3 separate regions of the Homo sapiens genome follow, and regions 1 and 2 are each linked to region 3. The links are chromatin contacts, found by Hi-C or POLR2A ChIA-PET in ENCODE. All regions are on one chromosome and are shown on one strand. Each heading gives the region's core, a stretch centred on a gene start or an enhancer-like site at or near the end of the contact. The rest is flanking DNA. Distances are from core to core; before and after follow the strand shown. Region 1 overlaps EPCAM-DT (EPCAM divergent transcript). Region 2 has its middle 58 kb from the start of MSH6. Region 3 overlaps PRKCE (protein kinase C epsilon).

Region 1 (3,221 bases), core at 84-2,583, 1.6 Mb before region 3:
ACAATTCAAGATGAGATTTGGGTAGGGACACAGCCAAACCATATCAGGGAATAATAAAGCCATAACCTCCTGAAGGGGGTGGGTGTGATGCCCTCCTGAGCCCCTGCAGCTAGAGCATCTGTGACGCACTGCCCAGCTAGTCTGGGCAGGAGCAATGTGTTGGAGTTTGTGCACATGTGTGTGTGCTGGGCGTGCGATGAGCACCCTGCCACACATGTGGGAGCTCAGATGCCACACTCTTCCAGAGCTGTGCCACAGTTTGACTGATCTGTGACTGCAACCGCTCCAGCAAAGCTGGACTCTTGGGGAAAGAATTTTCTCTTCCCAAGCTTGCTGTGTGGGCCCGTGGGGAGACACACAATTGCCTTTGTCATTTGTTCTTCCTGTGTGGGGACAAAAGCCCTTTCACTTGCTGTGGAATGTACAAGAAGTTCTGTGCCGAAGGGCTGCCAGGCGCTGGCCTGGAATCCGACAAACAAGGAGGAGTTGGGGAGATGGCCGTTTCAGCCTGAGGCCCCCCACCTCCTGGTCCTGCCATGCATCTGTGTGGTCGGGGACTGCCAAGAGGGTCCCCACCGTCTGCTTCTTCACCACTGTGTGCACCTGCATCACTGCCACAACCCTGTCTTAATCATGGCCTGAGACACTGCAGCCTGCCACAGGCGGGCACTGTGCCAGGCATGGGTTTTGTCAACTCATTCAACCCTCCCAACGAATGCTGTTATTCCCACTTTGCAGCAGAGGGAACTGACCTTCAGAAGGGAGGGTCTGGGAGGACAGTGCTGAGACTGAAACAGAGGGGCTGGGACATGGTAGGAGGAACAGGACACCACAACCCCTCACCCTGCACTCACAGCTCTAGGGCAGAATGGAGCCTCAACCCTGGGTGTTTATGCTGTGAGCTGAAGTTTAAGCAAAACAAAAATAGAGAACTTAGGTGGGGTTGGGGTGGGGGTAGAACCCGCCAACACGAAACGTCATCGTGGTACAAGTGGCCTTTTCTCATTGCTATTTACATCCCCGGGTGTTTCTATCAGCCCAGAGCCAGAGACTCACCACAGAGCAACCTGTTGCCAGAATGCTGTGGGGGCTGCGCTATTTTAGGAGCAAAGTTTTCCCAGGTGGCTATATTGTCTGCATTTTTCTCACCAGGGTAGGACAATTCATAGAGCCACTAAAGCCAACCACAGTGTTGAACTCTGCTCTAATTTTAAAATGTAAATGAGCAAGCACCAATGGGAAGTGGCCAGGAGCAGACCAGGGCAATCAGCTCCCAGGGGAGCCCCAAGCGTCAACTCCCAGGTAGGGGGTAAGGGTGAGGCCTGCTGGGTGGGGAGTGGACTAATACAGAGGGCTGGGAAAGAAATGTGTGTGTCTAAAAGCAATTTGCATTAGGCCTTTCAGAGCCCAAGTCTGTGGGTTGGCTTGCACAATCTTGCAATCTTACAAGCAAGAGAGGAAGAAAGGAGAGAGGGGAGCCAGGGGAGAAGGGTGTGGGGATCAGACAGGCTTTTGTATGTGATCTTGTTTAAGCAAGACTCTTATCAAAGAGTAATCCTAAACTTTGCGCTTTCTTATCACCCAGCTCCCTGGGGAATGGGTAGGTGACTTTTGAGTTCCACAAGGGAGGATTAATTGCCTGTTAGAGATCAGAGCTCCAAGTAAGCAGATAAGGTTGATAGAGGTGGGTGGGGTGTGGTGGTTTACTTATGTCCCGTGGAGATGTTCTTTGCTCTTATTATCTAGATTCACGTTTTCTGTGCACAAGCCGAACACTGAGGGCTGAGGAGAAAGCTGCCGTCTAGTGAACAGAGCAGCATTGGAGGGTGTGCCTGCTCTGTGCCCCATGCTGCAGATGCTGAGCAGGGGTTGGGATATCAAAGAATGAAGGAATGAGCCATGCTGCACTGTTCAAGAAGGTCCAGTTCTGTGGTGGTTGTGTGAATACAGGACATTCTTTTCTTTCTTTTTTCTTTTTTTTAGACTGGGTCTCATTCTGTCACCCAGGCTAGAGCGCAGTGGCAAGATCCTCAGGCTTCCATAACAACTGTGAAAGTACTGACTGAGTAGTTAAGTTAAATATTAAAAGCTGAAAGGGCCAGTGCCCTTATACAAAGACTGGAATGTAACAAAAGCCCACCAAGAGTTTTGCCTAGGCCTTTCCTGGGCCTTAAAGCGTGACAAAATAATGGAGGAATTCTTAACAGGATCCATTTAGGATTAAACAAATTTTATTGGGGGTCTGAAGAGACTCCCCAGGCCTCCACAGACAAGTTTATTGGGGTCCTGAAGGAACTCCCCAAACGTCTGTGATTTAGCAGGAGACAAGAGTAATCAGCTGGGCACAGTGGCTCATGCCTGTAATCCCAGCACTTTGGGAGGCTGAGGCGGGTGGATCATCTGGGTGGATCACCTGAGGTCAGGAGTTTGAGACCAGCCTGGCCAACATGGTGAAACCCCGTCTCTACTAAAAATACAAAAACTAACTGGGCGTGCTGGTGCACACCTGTAGTCCCAGCTACTCGGCAGGCTGAGGTGGGAGGATCACCTAAGCCTGGAAGGTCAAGACTGCAGTGAGCTGTGATCGTGCCACTGCACTCCAACCTGAGTGACAGCAAGACACGGTCTCCAAAAATAAAAAATGAAAAAAAAAATTTAAAAAGTTTAGTGAGGAAAGAGTGTAACAATTGTTGTGTATCAGTTCTCCACATGTCTCCAAAATTTGGCTCCAGAATTCTGACTTTCAGTTGAGGCTAGAAGGTGGCAGGATAAGCCGGGCATGGTGGCTCACACCTGTAATCCCAGCACTTTGGGAGGCCGAGGTGGGTGGATCATGAGGTCACGAGTTCGAGACCAGCCCGGCCAAGATGGTGAAACACCGTCTCTACTAAAAACACAAAAATTAGCTCGGCATGGTGGCATGTGCCTGTAATCTCAGCTACTCAGGAGGCTGAGGCAGGAGAATCGCTTGAACCCGGGAGGCGGAGGTTGCAGTGAGCCGAGATCGTGCCATTGCACTCCAGCCTGGGTGACAGAGCGAGACTCCATCTCAAAAAAAAAAAAAAAAAAAAAAAAAGAGAAGGTGGCAGGGTATAGCCTTATGTCCTTGTGGGGTCACTTTGAGGGATTGAGGGAGGAAGTCTTTGCCCATGAGAGTAAAGGGAGAAGCTTCCGGGAGAAGCTCATGAGTCAGGAGCTGGTGGAGGGGCTGGGATCCACAG
Region 2 (3,206 bases), core at 704-3,203, 2.0 Mb before region 3:
AATTCCAGCCTGGATAAGAGAGTGAGACCCCATCTCTAAAATAAAAAAATTAATAATAAAAAATAAAAACTATGGGGATAGAAAACAGATCAGTAGTTGCCAGGGACAGGGCCTGGGGAAAGTTTGGCTATAACTGGGCCCAGGGAACTGTGGCTGAGGGAACTGATTTACATCTTGACTGCGGTGGATGACTATAGTCAAAACTCACAATGCTATACACTAAAAAGGGTGAATTTTACTGTATGTAAATTATACCTTAAAAATTTTTTCTATTCTTTTTTTTTTAGAGACAGAGTCTTACTCTGAAGCCCAGGCTGCAGTGTAGTGATGCAATCATAGCTCACTGTAGCCTTGAATCCCTGGGCTTGAGAAATACTCCCGCCTCAGTCTCCTGGGCAGCTAGGATTACAGGCCCACTCCACCATGCCTGGTTAATAAAAAAAAAAAAAAATTATAGAGATGGGATTTCCCTATGTTGCCCAGTCTGGTCTTGAACTCCTGACCTCAAGCGATCCTTCTGCCTTAGCCTCCCAAAGTGCTGGGGTTACAGGCATGAGCCACTATGCCCAGCTAATTTTTTAAATGCATGAAAAACAGGAAGGTTACAACAGCTTGTAGGTCCTTGACCAGAGCTGGCAAATTCTACAAGCGTTCTTTCCAGAGTGAGGCCAGTTTTTTTCTTTCTTCTTCTTTTTTTTTGGGACAGAGTTTCACTCTGTTGTTCAGGTTGGAGTTCAGTGGCGCAATCTCAGCTCACTGCAACCTCCGTCTCGGGTTCAAGTAATTCTCGTGCCTCAGCCTCCTGAGGTTGCTAAATTGGAGATACTAAGGACCAACAGTACTCGTGTTCATCTTGCCTGAGAGGGATGTTACAGGGCAGTCAACAGAGCCAAGAGCTGGGGATTACAGGCATGCGCCACCAAACCTGCTTAATTTTTGTATCTTTAGTAGAGATGGGGTTTTGCTGTGCTAGCCAGGCTGGTCTCGAACTCCTGGCCTCAAGTGATCTGCCCGCCTTGGCCCCCCAAAGTGATGGGTGGCCTAAGCCACTATGCCCGGCCCATTGTCTTTCAAAGCTCCATCACTATGTATTTCCGGGCCAGCAAAATCTTCTAAATTCAAGATCCTTTGCAGCCTGCTGATTGGTGGCTTGAAATCTGAGGGTTAGTGGACTCTGGTCTACATGGGAAAAGTACAAAGGGCAAGAGAAAGCAAGCAGGAGTCCAGGTCACTGAGAGAGCAGCTGACCCTGCCTCCTATCTCCAAATGGGCAGCGGGGCCTGTGGGAGGTAAAGCCCCTATCTCCCACTATTCCTGCAATCTATTCTTCTGGTTCCTTTGGGTAACGCCTTCTTTTTCCAGGTGGCCTGTGAAGCTGTCAATCATGATGCTCGTATATACTCATCTCCCCCACTCTCACCCCAGGAACAGACACGTAAGCCAGGATGACACAGCCAAACAAACTACTCCTTTTCACAGTCCACAGTGATTCATGGAGGGAGGGCACACAACCAAATCAAGGCCAAACAGGATCATCCTGGAGACCACTAAGTAGATAATTGAGAGAGAATTTCTCTCTTCACTGAGGTTGCTAAATTGGAGATACTAAGGACCAACAGTACTCGTGGTCATCTTGCCTGAGAGGGATGTTACAGGGCAGTCAACAGAGCCAAGAGCTGGGGAGGGAACCAGGCCCTGGTAACGTGTGTTGAGCCACTGGATCCAGTCATGCATGAAGTCAGAACCAACCTGGGGCTTCCCAATTATTGAACCATTACTTCCTCTTTTCTCTTGACTGGTTTGAGTTGAGGTTGTTTCTCTCTACATAGGAGTCTTTACTAATACACAATTAAACTTGTACTGTTCTATGGTCATGCACCACTGACAGTTCCACTCAGATGAGTTCGACCAACGGCAAAGGACACCTGCTTTGTGCCAGGCACTGGGGATACAGAGTTGACGAAGACACGGCCCTGCCCCAGAGGAACTCAGAGTCTTATGGAGGAGACAGAAGTATCAGCAAATGCTAAGTGGTCAGATAGAGATTAGTTAACACAAGGAACTATTAGAACACAGGAACCAAGCACTTGCCCCAGCCTGGAGATTCGAATAAGTCTTCTTAGAGATGACCTGTGAGCTGAGTCTCGAAGCCTCACCCATGTGAAAAGATAAAAGAAAGCATCTTTTGGGCAGAGGCATGAGCAAAGACCTGGCAGGGCAAGACAGCATGATGTGTGCAAAAAAATAAAAACACTTGGGTGTTTCTAGAGGAATGCTGTCTAGTAAAAGTCTGTGTTGATGGGAATGTTCTATTTCTATGCTGTCCAGTATGCAATCTCTAGCTAGTAAGCACTTGAAATGTGGATAGTGCAACTGAGAAACTAAATTTTTAATTTTATTTTAACTAAAACTTAGGCCAGGCACAGTGGTTCAGGCCTGTAATCCTAGCACTTTGGGAGGCTAAGATGTGAGGATTGCTTGAGCACAGGAATTCAAGACCAGCCTGGGCAACATAGTGAGACCCCATCTCTACAAAAAATAAAAAATTAGCCGGGCGTGATGGTGCATGCCTGTAGTCCTAGCTACTCAGGAGGCCGAGGTGAGAGGATCCCTTGAGCCTGGGAGGGTGAGGCTGCCGTAAGCCGTCATCACGCCACTACCCTCCAGCCTCAGTGATAGAGTGAGACCCTGTCTAAAATCAAATAATGAAATTTAAAGAGCTGCTTGCAGCTGGTGGCTACCATATTAGACAGTGTAGTGACTGTACGCAGTGAAGTGCAAGGCAGGAGGTGGTGAGAGGTCAGGCAGGCCAGGAGAGCTCCATGAAGGGCCATGAATGCCATTTCAAGGGTGTTGGACTTTAACCAGAAGGTGATGGGGAGTCTTTGGAAGGTGGTAAACTGAAGTGACTTATGTCATCTCAATGGACCAGAAGAAGCCTGGAGTTAGAAGGATGTTGCTCTAGCTGGAGGTAGAACATCTGAAGGTCTGAAACATGGAAATAGCAGAAGGGTTGGTGGGAGGGGCTGATCCAAGAAGCTTCGGAGGATAGAGTCAGCAGGACTGAGTGGTCCCTTGGTTTTGGAGGGTGGGGCTGCATCTTCTGTGTAGGATTTACAAGAAAGATGGGTTCTTGGGTAGTAGGGCTTGGATAGGTTGCTGTTCCCTGGCAGGACTAGAGGTTGGGGGTTCTGGAGCAGCTCCCA
Region 3 (2,762 bases), core at 243-2,742:
TAGCTCACACCTGTAATCCTAGCACTTTGGGAGGCTGAGGCGGGTAGATAGCTTAAGGCCAGGAGTTTGAGACCAGCCTGGCCAATGGGGTGAAACCCTGTCTGTACTAAAAATACAAAAATTAGCCAGGTGTGGTGGTGCACACCTGTAATCCCACCTACTAAGGTGGCTGAGGCACAAGAATTGCCTGAACCCAGGAGGCAGAAGTCGCAGTGAGCCGAGATTGTGCCACTGTACTCGAGCCTGGGCAACAGGGTGAGACTCTGTCTCGGGAAAAAAAAAAAAAAAAAAATTACAACTGGTGGCTCACAGTTGTAATCCCAGAGCTTTGGGAGGCCAAGGTAGGAGGATCACTTGAGGCCAGGAGTTTGAGACCAGCCTGGGCAACACAGCAAGACTCCATCTCTACAAAAATAAAAAATAAAAAATTAGCTGGGTATGGTGGCCCACACCTGTAATCCTAGCTACCCAGGAGGCTGAGATGGGAGGGTTGTTTGAGCCCAAAAACTTGAGGTTACAGTGAGCACCACTGCACTCAAGTCTGGGTGACAGAGCGGAACCCTGTCTCTAAAAAATTTATTTTTCCAGTGTTGTGCTCTGTTGTCCCCAAACGGCTCTTCAAGCCTGGCGTCTATGGTAACATGACTGTAACCTCAGTGCTGCCCTGCTAATGTGTGGTTTCTGTTTTTCTTCCTCTTTTCAAATCCAAGGTTAACCAACGGACTCAAAACATCCATTCTTGTCAATGTTGTTGAACTATAAAAGTATGACTCTATACCCTTAAAAAATGCAAAATGCCCAGGACCCAAAGATCTCCTCCATGCTGATCTGTTCCTCTTTTAAGACTCCAGGTGGAGCTAGTAGGAACTGCACTCCAGGCTTTGAGCCATTGACAGATCTGCTCCCCTTGAGGCAAGGTGGACGTACTAGTTCTTCCTCCGGTCAAGGATGGCCAGAGCAGTCTGGACCCACTCTGGCCTAATCAGCATCAGCATACAGGCTCATCATCCATTACACTACCAATGTCCCTTGGAATATTTTCTGCTCAAACTTAAAAAATAAGCCCCCATGGAGGATACAGCCTAGAATCTCTAGTACAGATTCAAAAATAGCTGTATTCCTGAGTATGCACATCCCTTCAAAACGGTGTAAAAATTTTCAGAAGCCAAGGGTCAGTGATCACAGCCTCACTGGGGCCTAAAAATATCCTTCAGGCTATTGCTGTAGGAGGGGGAAAAGGAATCGGAAAGTAATGAAGGGGGACACATAGATGCATATGATGGAGGCTCCAGGGAGGGCCGAGCTGGCTTGATATCACATCTACACTGGCTGTCTCATAAGCGTATTAGGATCACACCCTTTGATAATAAAGAGGATGCAATGACCCCTGCTAAGAAGACACAGGCTTGAGCTGAGGATGGCTTTCATGGCACCTTTCATCTACTTTCTCTCTACTCTATCTTGCTCAGTCTCCCATAAGCCAGTGCAAACAGAGACTGCACTGTGTCCTCCACCGCCCTATGTGAATTAACCAGCAAGGATCCTGGTATAAGTGACGTGGTATCAGCTCCTTCGGGTCCCAAGGACAATGCCTCTGTTCCATTGATCAAGGCTTTGGAACTCCTTCCTTTGGAGTCCAGGCTTCCAAGTCATCATGGTAGCCATGGTCGGAATCCTACCTTGGCAAGTTGAGAGCAAGATCCCTGGTGGGGCAGTGAAAAAGAAAGACGATGGGAAGTGAGGGAAGAAGTGGGAATAGAGGCAGCCTCACTTGGCAAACACAGTGCAGCACAGCCTACCAGTTAGGAGCCAGTGCCCCAGTGCCACCGTATACTGAGTTCAAATCTTTGCTAACACCCAGCTCCAACACCCAACTCTAAACACATTACTCAACCTCTCTAACCTTAAAGGAGAGATGATGGTCATACCTTCCTCATACAGTTGTTATGAAAAATAAGTGACATGATGCATGAAAAGCACTCAGCACAGGGCCTCAATAATTAGCAGCTGTTATTGCTCAGATACTGAAAACAAACCATGAACTGGTGAAGACAGACCTCAACTTACAGTCAGGCAACCTGGGGGCTTTCAGTTCCCCATCTGTAAAACAAGGGGCTGAGAATGAAGGTTCCTTCCAGCTCAGACACTCTAGAAGTCTGTGACTAAGATACAAAGATTCCAGCGGCACGTGGGCATTACAACTGTAATATAAAATGACACCCAATAGCACTTGCACCACCCTCAAAGCAAGCAGCATGCACAAGAGGATACTGTGAAGAGTGCGTGTGTTTGGGCATGGGACTATTGGGGGAAGGGTTCTGGTGAAGAAGGGGCCAGTGAAATGGCATTGCTTAGATTGTTCTCTGGCTTGCTAGTCCAACATCCAGGAATGTTTCTGGCCTTCTAGGTATGAAGCAGGCAATTAGGGTCTTATAAAAATAAAAATAAAAAATTTCACTTAAAATCAAGAGGGAGAAATTTCTACTTGCCCTAACCTTGATCCTTTGCCCTTTGAAGCCAAAACAGATACTACCCTTAATTTATTTAGAGTAGCTTCTCACCCATCACCTTACTCCCTTGATGGGATACGAAGGACTTTCTGAAAGGATGTGGAGTCACACTTTGAAAAATACACTTACACAGAAGGAGCAGGCTTGAAAAGAAAAGATACGCTTAAACAGAAAGCGAGGCATGGTGTTTACTCAAGAGACCATCTCCCTCAGCCTGGTTTAAGCCAGTAAGGGCTTTATTTTCCATCTTGG

The links. Hi-C counts contacts between places; a loop is a spot of excess contacts on that map. ChIA-PET counts read pairs that join two places held with the same protein, here RNA polymerase II (POLR2A). Pooled maps may share reads with other maps.
Region 1: a pooled map shows a loop between it and region 3 (30-fold over the local background). The contact joins two enhancer-like sites. A Hi-C loop is called at or near these places in 3 of 37 single-sample maps with no recorded cell type and 4 of 50 pooled maps.
Region 2: a pooled map shows a loop between it and region 3 (8-fold over the local background). The contact joins two enhancer-like sites. A Hi-C loop is called at or near these places in 3 of 37 single-sample maps with no recorded cell type and 2 of 50 pooled maps. POLR2A ChIA-PET finds 5 or more read pairs at or near these places in 1 of 52 experiments (OCI-LY7).

What each region holds. Positions count from the first base shown.
Region 1 is chr2:47,308,448-47,311,668 of GRCh38, reverse strand. The region is part of intron 3 of EPCAM-DT (EPCAM divergent transcript); the gene reads left to right. Among named protein-coding and RNA genes, the nearest start is that of BCYRN1, 25 kb to the left of the region's middle. RefSeq lists enhancers at 548-617, 1,878-2,067. Within about 2 kb of position 1,333, at least 26 of the 41 ENCODE cell types and tissues checked have a DNase peak (open chromatin) inside an H3K27ac peak, as active enhancers do.
Region 2 is chr2:47,723,083-47,726,288 of GRCh38, reverse strand. No RefSeq gene overlaps it. Among named protein-coding and RNA genes, the nearest start is that of MSH6, 58 kb to the left of the region's middle. RefSeq lists an enhancer at 1,595-2,044. Within about 2 kb of position 1,953, at least 4 of the 41 ENCODE cell types and tissues checked have a DNase peak (open chromatin) inside an H3K27ac peak, as active enhancers do; they include OCI-LY7, where a contact is called at or near this core.
Region 3 is chr2:45,727,986-45,730,747 of GRCh38, reverse strand. All of the region lies in intron 1 of PRKCE (protein kinase C epsilon), which reads right to left. Among named protein-coding and RNA genes, the nearest start is that of PRKCE-AS1, 54 kb to the right of the region's middle. RefSeq lists enhancers at 412-551, 932-1,011. Within about 2 kb of position 1,492, at least 5 of the 41 ENCODE cell types and tissues checked have a DNase peak (open chromatin) inside an H3K27ac peak, as active enhancers do; they include OCI-LY7, where a contact is called at or near this core.